Linked DNA regions of Homo sapiens: region 1 is linked to region 2. A link is a loop called in an ENCODE intact Hi-C map of the cell type or tissue named here. Cell type or tissue: K562. All regions are shown on one strand. Links, peaks and the distances in the headings refer to the core of each region. The heading gives the core; the rest is flanking DNA.

Region 1 (10,634 bases), core at 1,019-9,018, 500 kb after region 2:
AGCAGCAAGACATCCTGGAGCTCCATATTCAGTATGGCAAGAGGCAACGGGCGTGAGGGAAGCAGTCCCGAACAGAAATGCAGGAGCAGCGGTAACAGCAGCAGCCGCTGCCTGCGAGCATCAGGCAGGGGAGTGAGACAGTGGGCACTCAAATCCGTTTCCTCCATCTCTCAGCCACACAGCCCAAGCGAGGCTGTGTGAGAACTTCTCAGTGCACATTGTAAATACCATCTGTCACACTGCCTGCCCAGATGCGGCCTTCCTCCCTGCAAAGGAAGCATTCTTTATTATTTATGCAGAATGCACCCTACTTAAGTGTTGCACCACCAGCAGAGAGAAGACAAAGCCTGGAAGAGTCAAGGACTCCAGGGATCTGCTTTTCGGATAGCAGCCGGTTGGGAGGGGCTTGGTCATCCATCTTTCTGGGGTGGGAGGTTCATTCAGTCGGGCAAGGGCACTTCCCTAGGAATTAGGAGGCCTGCGTTCTCAGCTTAGTTCTCTCACCAGCTTGCTGTGTGACCTTGGGCAGACACCTCACCCCCATGGGCCTCCATTTTTTTTTTCCATCTGTAAATGCAGGGGTCAGACTAGATGATCTATGACATCCCTTCCAGCTCTAAATTCAATTGGTGTCCCTCTAACCCTTCTCCATCCTGTGCGGGCCCAGAAGCCTGTTCATTACCGTCAGCTCTCCTTCCCAGCTGGCAGGGGAAATACAGTTCAGGATCTGATTTCTTTTTCTTTTTCTTTTTCTTTTTTGAGACAGAGTTTTGCTCTTGTTGCCCAGGTGCTGGAGTGTAATGGCGCGATCTTAGCTCACCGCAACCTCTGCCTCCCGCATCCTCCTCCTCCCGGGTTCAAGTGATTCTCCTGCCTCAGCCTCCTGAGTAGCTGGGATTACAGGCATGTGCCACCATGCCCAGCTAATTTTGTATTTTTAATAGAGACGAGGTTTCTCCATGTTGGTCAGGCTGGTCTCGAACTCCCAACCTCAGGTGATCTGCGTGCCTTGGCCTCCCGAAGTGCTGGGATTACAGGCGTGAGCCACCGCGCCCGGCAGGATCTGATTTCTTAGTACCTGAGAGCAGGACAAGGGGCCAGCAGACCTAGGCTCTTGTCCAAGCTCTGTCACTGTTTAGCCTTGTGGCCCTGGGGAAGGCAGTTTCCTAATCTCAGTTTTGTCTTTTGTGAAACCAGTGGGAGGGACTAAGAGATTTCTGGAGGAGAATCCATCTCTAAATTCCATAATCCCTGATTTTCCCTTCCAAAACACTGCTGATAAACACGTTTACAGACCAAGTCTCTAGACCTGGAGATTAGTGAAACATAGTTCTCTGCCCTCAGTGAACTCGAAGTCAGGTGGAAAAGGCATGCTAGCTAAAAACAACTGCAGGTGCAATGTGACAGGTACAAGTAGAGATGGGTGCAAAGGATGTGGTGGCATTAAGGCGTCCAAGTAGGTGATGCTGGAGCTGGATCTTAAAAGATTGAGTAGGAGTTCACCAGGTGGATGGGGCCTGATGTGTTCAAGACAGAAGGAACTGCATGTACTAAGGCAGGAAGGTGTGAATCTGCATTGGAACTGCCCACTTGTCCACTGTTAGGCTGACAGTGACATTCGGGGAGTCTTTGCATTGACTGCTTCCTCTGCCCCCCCTTTAGAACAATCTGGTACTCCCTGGGTTGGGATGAGGGGACTTATGGTTGACGGCTCCATATGGCTTCCCTGCCCATGAAGTGCATCACCAAGGAGATGAGTGACTTGAGTAAGTCTCCCCTTCCACATGCCGGTATCTGTTCTCTGAATGAAAATCAGCGAAGCAGACTGAAACTGAGGGGCTGGCTCAAAGGGTCTGAAGGTGACCCATAACTCTTCAGCCTCGCCCACCATCAGGCCAGGTCAGAGGAGGAACGTGGCACTGTGCAAAATGGGGCCCAGTGGCTGACGTGGGCCGTCTCGGTTTGTTGGGCATCCTCCCCTGTGCAGCCAAAGCACGTGATCTGTCCTACAGCTGGGGTGGCCTGTTGTGGCTCCTTGGGGAGCTGTCCACGTCATCTGCAGAGAGATGAAATCAACCTGTCCCTTCTCCGTGAAGGACATCCTGCAACAGAAATGCACTTCCCCCAAACCCAGCTTCTCAATGTGGTCACTGTAGCTCTGGGCTGCAGCTCACATGCCTGGCTCTGCATACTCCAAAATACACAAGAACGGCAGAGGGGAGACGCATGCATCCAAGACATCATTAGCTGTGAGCAGCCTCATAGGCTGTGAGCCATGGGGTTAACCAGGCTCAGAGAAGGCCTGCAAAGCGGCAGTAAACATTCTGCTGGCTTGGCTTGGCTTGCTGCAACAATTTATATCCCAGGAAAAAAAGGGGCCAAAAGTCACGGAAATAACAGAAATGCTGAAGGAACTGGCACATTTGCCAGATGGTTCCTGGGGCACAATCGTATTTGCAGAGGGACAGTCTGCAGCGGAGGTCCTTTCATCAGAGAGCAAAGACTCTGGCTGACCGCTCATTCATTATCCCAGGACTCACTTGGAGGAGGGTGGTGGCTGGAGCACACCCACGCTTGTCCTTCCTTCCCGGAACCTTGAAGCTGTGGTTGCCTGAAGCTGAAGTGGCATTTGGGATTGGGCCTCTCCAAACACCCACAGCTCTGCTTCTTTAGACACCTGCCACCTGTGTCTCTTTTTCCCAACTTACACCAGCCAGTCCATTCTCCCAGCTGCCAGCTGTCATTTTCTCCTTAGTGCAACTGGTCAGATTTTAGTAAATAACACAGCTTGGGCTCTGACAATATGAATTCAGTTGTGCTGCCAGGGCCGAACTATGAGGCAGTAGGGACAAGGCTGGGACAGGCTAAGTGGGCTTGAAAATATGAATAACCCGGCTGGGCGCGGTGGCTCACGCCTGTAATCCCAGCACTTTGGGAGGCAGAGGCGGGCAGATCACGAGGTCAGGAGATCGAGACCATCCTGGCTAACACGGTGAAACCCCGTCTCCACTAAAAATACAAAAAAAAAATTAGCCGGGCATGGTGGCGGACGCCTGTAGTCCCATCTACTTGGGAGGCTGAGGCAGGAGAATGGCGTGAACCTGGGAGGCGGAGCTTGCAATGAGCCGAGATCGCGCCACTGCACTTCACCCTGGGCGACAGAGCGAGACTCCGTCTCAAAAAAAAAAAAAAGAAAAGAAAAGAAAAGAAAATATGAATAACTGGAAGGGCATTTAAAATTATTTGCTGCATTATCACAGAATTTTCAAGAACTCATTGCTTTGTCCTGGTATTGCATATGTCTGTGTTTGTCTTCCTCCATTAAACTAGAGACTTTTTTTTTTTTTTGAGACAGACTCTCGCTCTGTCACTCAGGCTGGAGTGCAGTGGCGCAATCTCAGCTCCCTGCAATCTCCACCTCCCAGGTTCAAGCAATTCTCCTGCCTCAACCTCCCAAGTAGCTGGAACTACAGGAGCATACTACCAAATCTGGCTAATTTTTTTGTATTTTTAGTAGAGATGGGGATTTACCATGTTGGCCAGGCTGATCTTGAACTGGTCTCAAATGATCCACCTGCTTCAGCCTCCCAAAGCCAGGATTCCAGGCATGAGCCACTGCGCCCAGCCTAAACTAGAGATTTTGAGCAGTAGGGAAGATGTCTGTCTTGGCTTTGCTACATTCTCCATGCGGATTGGTGGTTATAGCCTGAATCATGCTGTTGCCCCCAGAAACCTTGGTCATGGGGGTGATGGGGTGAGGGTGAGTGGACAGTCAACACAAAGGCATCACTACAAGCAGAGGCCCTATTCTTGGTGGTCAGTGCCTACCTCTGCATAAGGACAGTGTCATAGCAGCAGAGGGAGGCTGTGCGTGGTCAGCTACTTATTGAAAGGGTGCCCACCTATTAGAAGTTCTATAATTGTCCATTTATTGCAACTTCTGTGTTATATGATGACCTCCTTAAGGAAAGGATGTCTCTATAATCATCTTACTTTCTCTACATCCTAGTACCATGCTTGTCAGTGTGGCATTGAGGGATTTGGTGGAAAACATACATATTTATCCATTTAGACTTCCATTTGCATCTGGCAGGATAACTTTCAGCAGGCTGGTTAACCTCAATGAGCCTCAGTTTCCTTGGATTTAAATGAGGCTAATATTACCCATCTTGTGAGGATGTAGGTAAAAAGGATGGGACAGTACTTGGCACAGAGTAGCTCTCAGTAAGCATCCGTTCCCCATTCCTTCCCCGCCCAGGATACTCAATACATGGAGTTGAATAAATGAATAAATTATTTCAGAGATGAATACACTTTGGCATCTTTCTTGGATATATTCACACTCCCCAAAGCCCAAATATTGCAGTTAAAAAAAAAACATCCAACGGCCGGGTGCGGTGGCTCATGCCTGTAATCTCAGCACTTTGGGAGGCCAAGGCGCGTGGATAGTTTGAGGTCAGGAGTTTGAGACCAGCCTGGCCAATGTGGTGAAGCCCCGTCTCTACTACAAATACAAAAGTTAGCCAGGCGTAGTGGTGAGCGCCTGTAGTCCCAGCTACTCGGGAGGCTGAGGCAGGAGAATCACTTGAGCCTGGGAGGCACAGGTTGCAATGAGCCAAGACTGCACCACTGCACTCCAGTTTGGGCGACAGAGTGAGACCCTGTCTGAAAAAAAAAAAAAAAAAAAAACAACTAGGTAACCGAATTTGCAGGAGGCAGCCATCCTACAGCAGGGGCTAAAATGGTTTCCAGCAGATGGAGAAGCACCTCTGTTGTTTTCTAAAGGGAAATACATGCCTGTAATCCCAGCACTTTGGGAGGCTGAGGTGGGAGGATCATTTGAGCCCAGGAGTTTGAGACCAGCCTGGGCAACATAGTGATACTCCATCCTGACAAATAAAAAATTTAAAAATTAGCTGGGCACAGTGGCAGGCACCTGTAGTCCCAGCTACTCAGAAGGTGGAGATGGGGGGATTGTCTGAGCCCAGGAGTTCAAGGCTGTAGTGAGCTGTGTTTGCACCACGGCACTCCAGCCTGGGTAACACAGTAAGACCTTGTCTCAAAAAATAAACAAATACATAAAATAAAATAATGCAAAGAAACTACATCAGGAAACACGACTAGACGTGGTGGATCACGCCTGTAATCCCAGCACTTTGAGAGGCCGAGGCGGGTGGATCACCTGAAGTAAGGAGTTCGAGACCAGCCTGGGCAACATGCGGAAAGCCCGTCTCTACTAAAAATACTAATATCAGCCGGGTGTGGTCGCGGGCGCCTGTAATCCCGGCCACTTGGGAGGCTGAGTAACGATAATCGCTTGAACCCAGGAGGCAGTTGTTGCTGTGAGCTGAGATGGCGCCACTGCACTCCTGCCTGGGCGACAAGACCAAGACTCCATCTCAAAAAAAAAGAAAAAGAAAAAGAAAGAAACTACATCAGGAAACAATGCCACAGGACCTTGTGTTTGACCTCTTTTATTTCTCTGCTTGATACAGAAAGCACCCAGTTGGTACCTAATAAATGCACACTAAAGGCTTTGCCTCCTTAGAGGTGCTGGAGTAGCAAGACTGGCTGGGCGCCACATGAAGTCCTGGAGCCACAGTGTCCTCTAGTGGGAAAATGAGGCCATAGCACCCCACAGAGCTGACAGACACACAGTGCGGTGCCAGAGCTGGGCAGTTTCCCTAAAGTGACCTGGATTAGTCTCAGTGCAGGCGCCAGGGCAGACTTCCAGGGCTGTTTTCATGCCTAGAAAACAAAAAACAAACAAACAATACACTTTACAGGACGTGTTTTTCTGCACGTATTACTCAGAAAGCCATTGCAGCCACATTTGTTCCTTAAAATTAATTGTCAGTCAATTTGCGGGTCTAGGCGATAATGATAGGCTAGCATCACAGAAAGAAACCAGATATTTGCTGCCTCTGATGGAAGTATACAGCACCCCCTAAGTATTTTTGCTACAGAATTGAACGTGAATCTGTTCAAGTCTCTAGATCCAATTCACAGGAAATACATTGGTCATTAATGAATAAATATATTTAGAAGAGTATGTTGAATGACACCACAGGTATATGATCAGGAAAATCCATACCATAGGAAACTACAGGACAAATCACCTGGTTTCGTCAGCAATATATATTTGATCCTGACTTAAAAAAAACAAGTGAAAAAAAAAGACTTGTTTAAAGAGTTGGGGCGATCCAAACACTGTATATTTGATCTTAAGGAATTGTGGTTTTTTTGAGACAGGGTCTTGTTCTGTCGCCAAGGTTGGAGTGCAATGGTGCCATCAGGTCTCACTGCAGCCTCGACATCCCAGGCTCAATCAATCCTCCTACCTCAGCCTTCTGGGTATCTGGCACTACAGGCCTGCACCACCATGCCTGGCTAATTTTTGTATTTGTCGACATGGGGTCTTGCCATGTTGACCAGGCAACTCCTGAGCTTGAACTCCTGAACTTAAGCGATCTGCCTACCTTCACCTCCCAAAGTGCCAGGATTACAGGCATGAGCCAACATGCTTGGCCAATAGTTCATTTTTAAAGTGTGAAGATGGTATTGTGGTTTTGTTTTGTTTTGTTTTAAGATTCTTTATACTTTAGAGGTACACACTGAAGTATTTTCAGATGAAATAATGGGCTATCTGGGCTTTGTTCAGCATAATTCCAAAATGGGTGGGGGAACAATGAAACAGATTGACCATGTTAGTAAGTGTTGAAGTTCAGTGGTGGGTACATGTACATGAGAGATCATTATACTATTTACTCTACTTTTGTTTTTATTTGAACATTTTAAAAAATATTTTAAAAAATCCTTACTAAGGTACGTTTTACTTTAATTCTCTTTGAGAGCCCATAGGTAACACCTTTAAAAGCCTTATTTTGCTGCCTCTGTGAGAAAACTATTTGACAGCTTCTGTAGGATGGGGTGTTATAGATTGCTTTCACCAAGCACATCTGAGAAGTATGGTCAGAATCGGGTGAACCTCTATGCTTTAAAACTTGAGGGTCAGGTGCAGTGGCTCATGCCCATAATCCCAGGACTTTGAGAGGCAGAAGTGGGAGGATCGCCTGAGCTTAGGATGTTCGAGACCAGCTTGGGCAATATAAGGAGACCTCACCTCTACAAAAAAATTTAAAAAGCTGGTGGGGGGTGGGCGTGGGCCTCTAGTCCCAGCTACTCAGGAGGCTGAGGCAGGAAGATTGCTTGAGCCCAGGAGATGGAGGCTGCAGTGAGCCGTGATGGCGCCACTGAACTCCAGCTTGGGTGACAGAGACCCTGTCTCAAAAAATAAATAAAATGGCACCATTTGAAAGAGCTTCTGTTCTTTTATTTACCCCTGGATAATAGGGTGGGAAGAGGCCAACGACCAGTGGACAGGTCATTTAAGGGCGGCTTTGACAAATGCTCTGACTCAAGGAAGCCAGTTGCACCTATGCTCCTGGCAATCTCCAGACTGTCTGCATGACGCTCTCTCCTGAGCAGTAACTCCTGACCAGAACTTCCCAAGAAAACCTCAGCAAGTGTATAGGTGGATTAAGCACCTCCTGCCTCCTTTGCAACCACCATTCTCCCCTCTGCACCAGCTTATATAAACACAGCTGTATCAGCAGCCCTCCAGCTGCCAACTCTCCTAGAAGATATTTGGCATTTTCCTATTCTGGCTAAAAATAAGTCTCAGGCTCTCCTGGGCATCTGCAGGTGGAGTGCTCATTCTGCCATGCTGGAGTTTTCTTAAGATGCTGTAAGTAAGAAACATGGAATTACTTGTATCATGTTCATGGCAGAAGCTCTGCTCCTTCCCTTGGGAAATGGTCACAAGCATAATCAAAGCTGAAAGGAGCCCTTCTGCCTGTCCCTAAAGGTCTTCACTCACTGGGTACTAACCTCGAACATGGCATCTGCAGACAGAGGGCATGGGTTCAAGTCCCAGTCCTTCTGGTTAGCTAGGTCTGGGACAGGTTCCTTAAACTCCTTGAGTCTTAGTTCTCTTATAATGGGCATGATAGTAATATCTACACCTCTTGGTTATGACAATTAAATGGTATGTGAAAAGGGCTTTGGAAACAGCCCTATAAATGTGCTATTTTTTTTCCTTCTTCTTCTTCTTTTTTTTTTTTGAGATGGAGTTTCACTCTTATTGCCTAGGCTGGAGTGCAATGGTGCGATCTAGGCTCATCGCAACCTCCGCCTCCCAGGTTCAAGCGATTCTCCTGCCTCAGCCTCCTGAGTAGCTGGAATTACAGACATGCGCCACCACACCTGGCTAATTTTGTATTTTTAGTAGAGACGGGGGTTTCTCCATGTCAGTCAGGCTGGTCTCGAACTCCCGACCTCAGGTGATCCGCTTGCCTCAGCCTCCCAAAGTGCTAGGATTACAGGCGTGAGCCACCGCACCCAGTCTATTTTTTTCCTTCTTAATACACTCTCCCACCCACCCCCCTTGGACCAACAGGCTCTCATTTATACACTCAACAAACACTTGAGACATTTTAAGAAAAGAAAACTTCAGACCAATATCCCTCATGAACATAGGTTCAGACATTCTTAAAATGTTGGCAAGTCACCTCTAACATATATGAATAGGATAATACATCGTGACCAAATGGGGTTAATCTCAGCACAGCAAGTTGGTTTAACATTTGTAAATCAATGTTGGCTGGGCGTGGTGGTTCATGCCTGTAATCCTAGCACTTTGGGAGGCTGAGGCAGGGAGACTGCTTGAGCTCAGGAATTTGAGACCAGCCTGGGCAACATTATGAGACCTTATAATGAGATTTTGTTTCTAAAATGTCAGCTAGGCGTTGTGGCACACGCCCATAGTACCAGTTACTTGGGAGATTGAGGTGGGAGGATTGCTTTAGCCTGGGTGATCGAGGCTGCAGTGAGCCGAGATCAAGGCTGCAGTGAGCCATGATTGCACCACTGCACTCCAGCCTGGGAGGCAGGGATCCCATCTAAAACAAAACAGAACCAAAAACTATGTTATTTACCATATTAACAGACTGAAGAAGGAAAACTATACGATAATCTCAATAGATGCAGAAAATCATCTGACAAAATTCAACATTTATTTATGACAGAAACTCTGAGGTGGTTGCTGTCCCAGGAACAGCCTGAAGGTGGGCAAAGGGGGAAGGAGGGAGACCAGTAGAAGCCTAGTCCATCAATCCCAGCTAGAGAAAGATTAGGGAGATAATTGGATCATGACGGTGGTGAGAGGTGGCCACTCTCTGATTATCTTGAAGGTAGGCCCAACAGGATTTGCTAATAGAATGACTGTAGGGAGTGAGGGAAAGAAAGTATCCAATAAGGATGACTCGGATATTTTTGGACTGATCAACTGAAAAGCTAAAGTTGTGGTTAATAATGATGGGGAAGATGGTGGGCATAGCAGATTTTGGTGGAATAGATCAAAAGTTTAATTTTGGACATGTTAAGTTTGAGATATACATTCAGCATCCAAGGTAAGGTGTCTAATAGGCAGAGGATATATAAATCTAAAGATAAAGAGAGAGACCATATTTGGGCTCTAAATTTGGGAGGCTTCAGCATATAGTTGGTGTTTAAATTTAGGAGAGAAATAAAATTACAAAAAATCTGAGAAAAGACAGAAAAAAGGTGTCAAGGACTCAGCCCTGTGTCTCTTCACCATTAAGATATCTGATAGAGGAAGACAATCCAGCAAAGAAGCCCGGAAAATAGTGGCCAGTGAGGCAGAAAGAAAACCAGGAGATTGTGGAGGCCAGAAGCAGACAGTGTTCCGAGGAGAAAGGAAATGTGTCAGATGCTGTTGCTGAGGGTAAGATAATGGCTGAGATCAGATGCTGTTGCTGAGGGTAAGACGATGGCTGAGATCAGATGCTCTTGCTGAGTGGTAAGACGATGGCTGAGAACTGATTGTTGAATTTGGCAATGTGGAGGACATTGGAGACCTTTACAAGAGCAGTTTCGGTATGGTAGGGGAGGTAACAAGCTGGGAGGAGTGGCTCAAGACAGAATAGGAACATCAATCTCTTCAAAAATTCTTCCAAAAAATAGAAAAGGGGAGAACACTTCCCAACTCATTCTGTGAGGCCAGTATTACCATGAAAAGTGTTACTTGGGGCCGGGCACGGTGGCTCACACCTGTAATCCCAGCATCTTGGGAGGCCGAGGCAGGTGGATCACGAGGTCAGGAGATGGAGACCATCCTGGCTAACACAGTGAAACGCTGTCTCTACTAAAAATACGAAAAATTAGCCGGGTGTGGTGGCAGGCGCCTGTAGTCCCAGCTACTCAGGAGGCTGAGGCAGGAGAATGGTGTGAACCAGGGAGGTGGAGCTTGCAGTGAGCCAAGATCACGCCACTGCACTCCAGCCTGGGAGATAGAGTGAGACTCCATCTCAGAAAAAAAAAGAAAAGTGTTACTTGGATAACAAAACTAGACAGAGACATCACAAGAAAACTACACCGGCCGGGCGCGGTGGCTCACGCCTGTAATCCCAGCACTTTGGGAGGCCGAGGCGGGCGGATCACGAGGTCAGGAGATCGAGACCATCCTGGCTAACACGGTGAAACCCCGTCTCTACTAAAAATACAAAAAATTAGCCGGGCGCAGTGGCGGGCGCCTGTAGTCCCAGCTACTTGGG
Region 2 (10,634 bases), core at 1,484-9,483:
TAAAAATACAAGCTATTTACTTTAGTTTTGCATACATCAGGTAGTTTGGGTTTTTTTAAATGGACAGTCTACATTTTCATTTGTTCTGCTGAGGCCAGTAATGGCTATGCTAAACAGTGAGAAGGTGGACAGGAATTTAAAACTGATCACAAATCCAAACAGAGGACTCATTCCCAAATTGGCAAGCATTTATGATGCTATTTTCCTTGCAGGCAATATATGAGCGCCTTTTTTGTTGGATCGTTACTCGCATCAATGATATTATTGAGGTCAAGAACTATGACACCACAATCCATGGGAAAAACACTGTTATTGGTGTCTTGGATATCTATGGCTTTGAAATCTTTGACAACAACAGGTAAACTGGAAAAGATACTTAAAACCTTGTTGCCTGTTTTCTATTTGTTGAAACTTAATTTATTCCTTTTCTTGTAGTTTTGAACAATTCTGTATCAATTACTGCAATGAGAAACTGCAGCAGCTATTTATTCAGCTGGTTCTGAAGCAAGAACAAGAGGAATACCAGCGGGAAGGGATCCCCTGGAAACATGTGAGTGGACTCTTATGGAAAATGCCTTCATGTGTTTCTCATATTATTGATAATGTCAAATTTTATTTTAGGTATTTCTTGATCTTTTGGGGGTATTTGAAACATCTGAACCTTAGCTTTCCTTTTTGGGATATGTAAATACAATTAATTTCATCATTTTTAGGTGGGATTGCTATAATTTGATAGACTGCCTTGTTGATGCCCAGAACATCCTGAGTTAGAACCAGTAAACCTGTTTTCACTTTATGGCTGCTACCACGTGGACTTACTGGTTTATATCTGTCTGTTAGGTTTAGCATACTTTATTAAGTTATACCTTAAATTGGCTGAACTTTGCTTCAGAATCTAGTTTCTTCTTCCCTTTTTCCTCCTTTTTCTCCTCTTCTACTTTGTAGACTATATGGTATTTTATTGTCTTCAGTTAATGTTGTTTATATTCTCTGAAACCTACACATTAAAATACTTGTTTTACTTTGCATTTTCTTGTGTATTACACTTCAATTATCACCTCTACTCTAATCAATCTTTGGGAACTTTTGTATTTGTCAGAGGCAAACTAATCTGGTAAGATATAGCTGGAAAGTATAATGGGTGCACAGTGCAAACCACAGAGATCAAAGCTAAAAGGCATGACTTGTTTGGTTTTTAAATTTCCTGTGATAAGACCTTCTGTTTATGATAGAAATGAGACATAGTAATTTTTCTTGTAAGTTTGTATTTTTAAGCAATTTTGAGAATAAACTTGAAAAATACAAAAACTTTTAAGTTTCTGTAGTTTGAGTTTATATGATTGTTCATCCTCTTGCCAGAGAATAGAAATGAAGCCAGTATTTGTTTTTTGTTATCCAATATAATAGCAGCAAAAAAATATTTGAAATACTATATTTAAATGACTTTTATCTTCCTTCCTACCTATTTTCTATTTCCTCTCATTCTGAAATAAAGAGACAGTGATATAACAAATAGCTTTCCCGCCTCAAAATTGTATCTGCCTTCCATCATGTGTTAAACGTTAGAATACCATAAAACAGTTGCTCAGGTATATTGGCATAAATTTTACCTATCTGCATATAAACCAAAGGGCTATTTTATATAAGAATTATCTATAGTTTGACTTAAATAATGAACTCTCCTAATACAATTAAAATTTAATTCAGTTCAATTAAGTGTATATGAAGCTTTCTAAGAATGAAACTGTTGTATAATATAATACACGGTATAACTGAAGCTTGGATTTTTAATACCAAATTTAATCATAAAACTTGTTATTCAAATGTGATTCCAAGGTACTAGTCAAAAATATCCTTTCACAATCAGAATATCAAATTTCACAGACATAATTGACAACAGGGTAAGTAATGCAGTGGACTGTTCCAAACATCTCAAAAAGAATTAAGAATCCCAAAATGCAAAAAATTTTCGCTAAATAAACCAAGAACTATTTGTCCTAGAGGGAGCAGAAGGCTAACTCCAAGGTAACAGTTACTTACTACATGGCAGATCCCCCCACAATTAGAATCTCTATTCTGGGTAAAACCCCAAACTTCTAAACATAGTGATTCTTTTTAAAAGATTTTTTATTATGGAAAATTTTAAACACACATTAAGAAGACAGACTATAGTACAGTAAACCCTATATACCCATCACCTGGCTTTAACACGTACCAGTTGATTGCCAGTCTTATGCCATCTGTACTATACCCACCTACTCCCAGATTATTTTGAAGCAAATTTCAGATATCACATTATTTCATCTATTCAATTGGGTATCTATTCAGTAAATATTTCCATGTATTTCTCTAAGAGAGTTTTACAAAAACCATAATCACAATGCCATTATCATACCTAAAACATTAACAAAAATTCCTTAATATCATAAAATATCCAGTCAGTATACATGTTTCATATTTCCTTAATTGTCTTCTGGTTGTTGTTTTGCAGGTTAAATTTGGATCCAAATAAGTTTCTTACATTATGATTGATTGATAGGTCTCTTGCATATCTATAGATTTTCTCCATGTTTCTTTTTTTCCTTGAATGATCTCTCTTTGCAATCTTGTGTTGAAGAGAATGAGTCATTTGTTATGGAGTTCCCCACAGTCTGGATTTTGCTAATTGCATTCCTCAGGTGCCATTTAATATGTTTCTCTGTTTCTTGTATGTCCTGTATATTGGTTGTTAGATCTAGAGTCTTGACTGGATTCAGAGTCAGTTTTTTTCCACAGCCCATTTCATAGACTGTGTGTGAACTTCCACCAGGAGGTTCATAATGTCTGGTTATCTGGTACATTCACTTTTAAAAGCTTTCGATGCTGTAGTTTGCAAATCATTTTAACTATTGAGAACTTGATACTCAAGCACAAAGCTGTTTTATCTGGAGTGGGTATGAAAGGCCAGAGCCCCATGTCCCTAAGCTACCCCATCACAAGTCTTCTGGCTCCTGGTATCCCTTAGGAAACCTTACGGGAATGCCAAGTTGCTGGAAGAACTTAGTTTGAAAACTACTGGTTTAAGCAATGTTTGAAGCAGTATTAAACTTACAAACTGAAAGTTACTAGCAGAGACCAATAGCTTTTAATAATATAATTGGGATTTTAGGGAAGGTAATTCTTTAGTCCCTGGGACAAAAGACTTCGTCTTTAATTTCACAGTCCCGAAGTCTAAGATGTCAACTATTAATATAGAGCTCCTGCTTTTTGAGTATTTTTAGGATTTTTTTTCCAAAGATGGAAATAACTTTTCTCCCTAATTAGAAATGTAATAAATGCCCATAATGAAAGTAAATATTTAGACCTACACTGCTTCACCTCAGTACTACTGAGATTTTGTGCCAGATAGTTCTTTGTTGTGGAGGCTGTTCTATGCATTGTAGGATGTTTAGCAGCACCCCTGGCCTCTACCCACCAAATGACAGTAGCACCCCTACCCCATTTTGACTAGAAATGTCTCCTGATATTGCCAAATGTCCCCTGGTGAGCAAAATTCCCCCTATTCCCCTATTTGAGAAACTTTAGTTTAGACAGATCAGAAAAGTATAAAAAACAAAGTAAAAACTACCCAGTTTACAGGTTTCAGTCCATAAGATACAGAAGAGAACATGCAAGACTAGAAATGGAGCTAAAAGCCATGTACAAATAACTGGCATAAAACCTTGGATTTTAAAGCATGAAATGGGAATACATGAGTCACTTGAATGGTCTATTATGAGTATATAGACCTTATAGAAGGTAATGGAGACAGCAATCAGTTTAGGTAACTCCTGCGTAAGATGGGACATAGCAAGATTAAACTGTGTGATCATAAGCTGCCCCTCTTTGAGATGTGCAGCTTGCCTGAGTTGGCCTTTCTTTGTGTGCCTTCTGTGTGTAGTGATAGGTACATTGCAGGCTGTCAGAATAAACAGGTGTGGCAGAGGATTGTTGGACAAACCTTGTACATGTATAGTTGCTGAAAAGCCAGAAGTTATTTATAACTTCATTCACCTTGTGGAAGTAAAGGAAAAGCTTTTTCTTATCTTTTATAGATATTTATTTCTCAGAATTAAATTCTTTATATTATGCCTAGAAAAATGTAAAAATTCTACTGAATTTTTTCAAATTGTTCAAAATTCTATTGAAGCTTTTTAACTTTGGGGAAACCAAAAGAAATGCTCTTTTGGATTTTAGTCATTCAGGGTCATGTAACTAAAAATGCAAGTTCTTTTTTTTTTTTTTCCGTTTTAAGTGGAGTTTATTTAACACTAAGAGATAAAGGGTTGTTAACAAACACAATGACAAATGGACATCTGATTGGGATGAGGCATTATCCTGTACACATAATGTTGATATTTTTGTGTACCCTCAGTGCATGGCATTTACACATAGAGCCACTACTGCACAGCACAAGAGTATCTGAAGAGGCTGAATCAGAGTAAGGCTGTTTAAAAGACTGAAATTTTTTAGTATATATATTCTGCATGAAAACAGAACTTTTGAACTGGCAGGTAGAAGGCAACTCTGCCAAACACTACAGTTAAAGCCCCCACTTTAGTGCACAGTTCCACCCCTTCCATCTGCATGCGTGACACATTAACAGTATTTAAAGGTAAACGAGGCACTTTGTGGCAACTGCAGCCATCGTTATGAACATATTGCACAAAATTTCTAGAACTAAACATTTAACTTGTACCCTACTTTTATAAAATTGCAAGTTTTGTGTAGTACCTTAACTTTATTATGAAGTAGTATATCAGATAATACTTTAAGGTTATTTGTTGGCCCTTTGTGGAAGGTGGACCTTACAGTTAATGGCAGGCAGATTGGTATGAAGGAGTAGGGTTGGGTGTGGGATCTGGAGGCAGGATTAAAATGAGTTTGTAATGGGAGAAATGGTGTCTACCTTATTATCTTTGCCTTGGGCTGTACTAATCTCAGACGGTGTATTTCATGATAGAAAGTTAACAAAGAAATTTAAAAATAAACCTCTGTTAGAATGTGTACTCTTTTTAGCGTAAGACCTCTTTAATGTTATTCACACATTTGACACCAAAGTAGTTTTACCTGAACTCCTGATACAAATGGGAGCATCAGGGTTTAACCTGGCCTGGTCACTGTTCTCTTCAGAATTCCCTCCTTGCTGTGTCCTACAGATTGACTACTTCAACAATCAGATCATTGTTGACCTCGTGGAGCAACAGCACAAAGGGATCATTGCAATCCTTGATGATGCTTGCATGAATGTCGGCAAAGTCACCGATGAAATGTTTCTTGAAGCACTTAACAGTAAATTGGGCAAACACGCCCATTTTTCCAGCCGAAAGGTAATGTGTTTAATGACACCTTCTTCCTTTTATCTGTGAGGTTCTCCTTATTGTTTGATGGAGTTCAACGACTTTATATGTTGGGATAAAAGAATGTCCCCTTTAATAAGAAAGAAAAGTCATAAACATTCATTAAATGATTTGTTGCTGTGGATAAATTCTGCCTCTCTGGTTTATAGTATGAAGAAATTGATAAAATCATGTTAATCCAGGAGAGGGAGCTCCAGACTATGCAATTTGGTAGAAACAGGAAAAATGAGCATGATTCTTTAGAAAGCATGATGTCATTTGTAACCAATAGATGTAGAGTCCTTGCTCATGTGCTAGAATTTTACTCCTGCATCTGATAATTCTGGCATGGAAAATAGCTTTTGTCCTTGACTTTTTACTGTAATCCTCAGTAACAAAATGTGTTGTGCACTCTGCTGTACTTCTTCAGATCATATGACTTCCTTGAAAACAGAGAGATTCTAGTTGTAATTCTAGTTATTACAGAGAAACTTATTCATTAAATAAATGGGTATCCTTTTAACTCTCCATTTTTCAGGATCTAAAAAAGTGATAAACAGATCACATATCTGTAGTAATTGGTGACAATTGTGCTTATCAGACCTTTGTGCTGATATGGACATATCATTTGCATGGAATATTCCATTTGCATGGAATATGTTTGCTATTAATATTTGTTCAAGAAATTTGTGTTAGAAGAGGAACACATCATCATCGCCCCTGAGACTTCCCTACCCATAGTCTTGTCTAGTAACCATATGCTAAAGGGAAAACAGGCCCTTGCTCCTTCACATCCATAGAAAAAGGGGGCAAACATTTCTGCCTCTCCAGAGTTCCATGTAAATCTCTGACACTGCCATTTTTTAGTGTGAATAAAGTCTATTTTCTAACTTATCTCCTTTGAAATTATGTAATCAGAACAGAGAAATTCCACAATTAACTAGCTAAAGCCCAAATCGTCAAGAAATAGATTACTAGCTGACATTTATTTTAGGCCAGTTTTTTCTAAAATATTCTCCTTGGTCTGTTACTGAGGATTGATAGTAACCCTACTACAAATTGGCTTTCAGATACTACAGTCTGCTCTTTCATGTTAGGGTTTTGGGTTAGAGGTACTGCTTCAGTCATTCCCTATTTACACCACAAATACCTAATAAGTGCTTCTCATCTTCCAGGTGCAATCCTAGGTGCTGGGGACAGAGTACTGGGCAAAGTTAGAAGTCACCTAAATAATTTAGAGTGATGCTTTTAAAGATGGCATGATTACATGGGCAAATGTCCTATCTTTGAGGGAAAGTTTATAAATGCCCTTTATAATCACAGTTCAGGTTTGGAGACTCACTTAGCACGGTGCCTACCAGATGGTAGACATTTAATCAGTGTTTGTAAAGTTGAATTGAATTGTTCCCAATCATGTCAAATAAATCTTATTTAAATTTTCATTTAAATTAGCTATGAGTCTCACATGAGAAATCAAATCCACCTCATTTTGATATCTTCTACCTTGGCCATTTATATACCTGAATTAAATGTGTCAACCAAATATTTTGAAATATAATATCATTCCTTTTTTTTTTTTTTCTTTTGAGATGGAGTCTCACTCTGTTGCCCAGGCTAGAGTGCATGGTGCAATCTTGGCTCACTGCAACCTCCGCCTCCCGAGTTCAAGCAATTCTCCTGCCTCAGCCTCCCAAGTAGCTGGGATTACAGGCACCTGCCATCATGCCCAGCTAATTTTTGTGTTTTTGTAGAGACGGAGTTTCACCATGTTGGCCAGGATGGTCTTGAACTCCTGACCTCAGTTCATCTGCCCACATGGGTCTCCACAAGTGCTGGGATTACAGGCATGAGCCACCACGCCCAGCCATGTCATTTGTAAGAGTAACTGTACATACCACATCAGTATTTGCTACTGATTTGACATGAAATGCTAAATAGTAATTTGTCTGTGGAGAGGATTTTCTTTTTCTTTTTCAAATTTATGGGAGCCCAGGTTTCCCAACTTTCAGACCAAGTGGCTCTTTCTTTTGGTATCCCTAAGACAAGTGCTGAGGTAGTGATTATTTATTTGTTTATTTATTTATTTTTATTATTTTAGATCTGGGAGGTGTACATGTTCAGGTTTGTTACGTGGATATATTGCATAAAGGTAAACTTTGGGCCTCTAGCTTACCTATCACCCAGATAGTGAACATTGTACCCAATATGTAATTTTTCAACTCTCACCCCCTGCTTTTGGAGTCCCCAGTGTCTTATTTCCATCTTTGTGTTCATGCATATGCATTGTTTAGCTACCACTTACAAGCGAAAATGTACATTATTTCACCTAGTATAATGGCCTCCAGCTCTACCCCTGTTGCTGCAAAGGACATGGTTTCATTCTTTTTTATGGCTGCATAGTATTCCATTATATATATGTATATCACATTTTCTTTCTATCCAATCATTTGTCGATAGACACTTAGATTGATTGTTTCCATGACTTTGCTATTGTGAATAATGTTATGGTAAACATACGAGTACAAATATCTTTTCGTTATACCTGGTAGTGGAATTGCTAGATCAAATGGTAGTTCTATTTTTAGAACTACCATTTAAAAGAAATGTTTACATTCTTTGAGAAGTCTCCATACTGTTTCCCATAGAAGTTGTATTAATTTACATTCCCACCAACAATGTATAAGCATTTCCTTTTCTCCACATCCATGCCATCTGTTTTTGACATTTTTAGTAATAGCCATTCTGACTGGTATAAGACGATATCTTATTGTGGTTTCAATTTATATTTCTCTGATGATTAGTGATGTTGAACATTTTTTCAAATGTTTGTTGGCTGTTTGTATTTCTTCTTTTGAAAAATACCTGTTCATGTTCTTTGCCTACTTTTTAATGGGGTTATGTGATTTTTTTGTTATTTAGTTATTTGAGTTCCTTGTAGATTCTGAATATTAGTTCTTTGTTGGAGGCATAATTTACAGATATTTTCTCTGATTGTGTAGGTTGTTTGTTTACTCTGTTGGTTATTTCTTTTGCTGGGCAGAACCTTTTTAGTTTAATTAAGTCTCATTTGTTTTTGTCACATTTGTTTTTGAGGTCTTGGTCATAAATTCTTTGCCTAGGCCAATGTCCAGAAGAGTTTTTCCTAGGTTTTCTTCTAGGATTTTTATAGCTTCAGGTTTTATATTTAAGTCTTGAATTCATCTTAAGTTAGTTTTTGGGTATGGTGAGAGACAGGGGTCCAATTTCATTCTGCTGTATATGGCTAGCTATTTTTCCCAGTACCACTTAGTGAATAGCGTATGCTTTCTCCATTGTTTATTTTTGTCAACTTTGTCAAAGATCAGTTGATTGTAGGTATACAGCTTTATTTCTGGGCTCTCTGTTGTGTCCCATTGATCTATATGTCTATTTTTGTAACAGTGCCATGCTGTCTTGGTTACAATAGCCTTGTAGTATAATTTTGAAGACAGGGTAATGTGATGCCTCTGGTTTTGTTCTTTTTGCTTAGAATTGCTTTGGCTATTTGGGCTGTTTTTTGGTTCTATATGAACTTTAGGATTGTTTTTCTAATTCTGTGAAAAATGACATTGGTAATTTGATAGGAAATGCATTGAATTTTTAGATTGCTTTGGTCAGTATGGGCATTTTAATGACATTAATTCTTCCAATCCATGAGCATTGTATGTTTTTTCATTTTTTTGTGTCATCTATGACTTCTTTTGTCAGTGTTTTGTAGTTCTCCTTGTAGAGATCTTTCACTTCCCTGTTTAAATATATTCCTAGGGTTTTCTTTTGTGTGAGTGTTTGTGGATATTGTAAATGGGATTGAGTTCTTGATTTGGTTCTTAGCTTCAGTGTTATCAGTCGTGTATAGAAATGCTTATTTATTTTTGTACATTGATTTTATATCCTGAAACTTTACTGAAGTTGCTTATCAAGTCTAGGAGTCTTTTGGAAGTCTTTAGGGTTTTCTAGGTATTAGATCATGTTATCAGTGAACAGGAATTATTTGACTTCTGTTTTCCAGTTTGAATACCTTTTATTTCTTTGAGATAGAGATTTTTTAAATGTCTTCTTCTTTGGGATTTTTACCTAATGAAGAAAAGAAATGATCAAACTATCAAAATATTTTAATCACTGTGAACTGTTTATTACACATGCTATTCTGTGTGTTGAGCTGGATATCATCATTTGCTACGGGTTACTGATTAGCTAGACTTATTGGCATGTTAAATTAGAGGTTTCTGTCTTGTGACAGTTATTTCATTTAGGGACTACATTGCTTCTTCCGTATTAAAGTTACCATGGAGAGACAGGCAAATAATCCAATAAAGCATAAAATTATTATTTAAATTATTAATATAAAAAGTTAAATGATAAATACATAACTGCTATTACCAAAAAAAATAAAGAAAAATCTAAAACCTCCTGTGTTCAGATCAGTTGCAACTTTGCAGTATCCAAATGTAAGAATGTTCCATTAGTGTAGACATCTCTTGGGTCCTTTTCCTTAAGGGGTTTTATAAATAAAACAGTTTGTAAAAGGGGTTAATAAGAGAGAGAGCAGAAAAGGGGAACTAAGTATTTTGGAGACCTCTCTGTATGGTAGATGCTTTGTTCTCAATAGTTCATTTAATCCTCAGAACAACTCTCTGAGATAAGTAATTATTAAAGAAGTCAGAGTGAGTAGATGGTAGAGGCAAGATTTGAACCGTGGAGGTCTGACTCTAATTTCCTGTAATTATTCACTTGTCAAATTAATAGAATACACCTTTCAGGTTGAGATTATTTGTTATCGAACATTAGAACCTAAGTGGTTTTTGTATATTTCCCTAGGAAAATTTATTTATTTATTTATTTATTTATTGAGACAGAGTCTTGCTCTTGTCGCCCAGGCTGGAGTGCAGTGGCATGATCTCGGCTCACTACAAGCTCTGCCTCCCAGGTTCATGCTATTCTCCCGCCTCAGCCTCCCGAGTAGCTGGGACTACAGGCGTCTGCCACCACGCCCGGCTAATTTTTTGTATTTTTTTCATAGAGACAGGGTTTCACTGTGTTAGCCAGGATGGTCTCAATCTCCTGACCTCGGAATCCGCCCGCCTCAGCTTCCCAAAGTGCTGGGATTACAGACGTGAGCCACCACGCCTGGCCTCCCCAGGGAAACTTTTGTGGACTCTCCTAGATGTCTGCTTAAGAAACTATAAGATTCCAAGTGATTCTTAACAGGGCAGACAAAGAAGTCTAGATGCTACTGTAACAAGGAAGATTGTAGAAAGT

The links. Peaks named below come from ENCODE experiments on the same cell type or tissue, not always from the same donor. Only the 100,000 strongest peaks of a DNase experiment are listed, where the experiment ranks them.
Region 1: a loop joins it to region 2, with 6 times the contacts of the local background. A loop is called at or near these places in 13 of 110 quality-filtered maps.

The regions. Positions count from the first base shown.
Region 1 is chr17:32,248,199-32,258,832 of GRCh38, reverse strand. LOC124903979 (a long non-coding RNA gene) reads right to left here. Exons shown (of 2, transcript XR_007065709.1): 2 at 5,459-5,748. LOC105371731 (a long non-coding RNA gene) reads left to right here. Exons shown (of 3, transcript XR_934665.2): 3 at 1-799. Among named protein-coding and RNA genes, the nearest start is that of RHBDL3, 12 kb to the left of the region's middle. In K562, for the core only: a CTCF peak has its summit at 5,609 (motif pointing left); a DNase peak (open chromatin) is centred at 5,582; H3K27me3 peaks cover 4,094 bases.
Region 2 is chr17:32,750,206-32,760,839 of GRCh38, reverse strand. It overlaps MYO1D (myosin ID), which reads left to right. Exons shown (of 22, transcript NM_015194.3): 9 at 213-358; 10 at 436-550; 11 at 5,178-5,348. Among named protein-coding and RNA genes, the nearest start is that of MYO1D-DT, 120 kb to the left of the region's middle. In K562, for the core only: a CTCF peak has its summit at 5,562 (motif pointing right); a DNase peak (open chromatin) is centred at 5,609.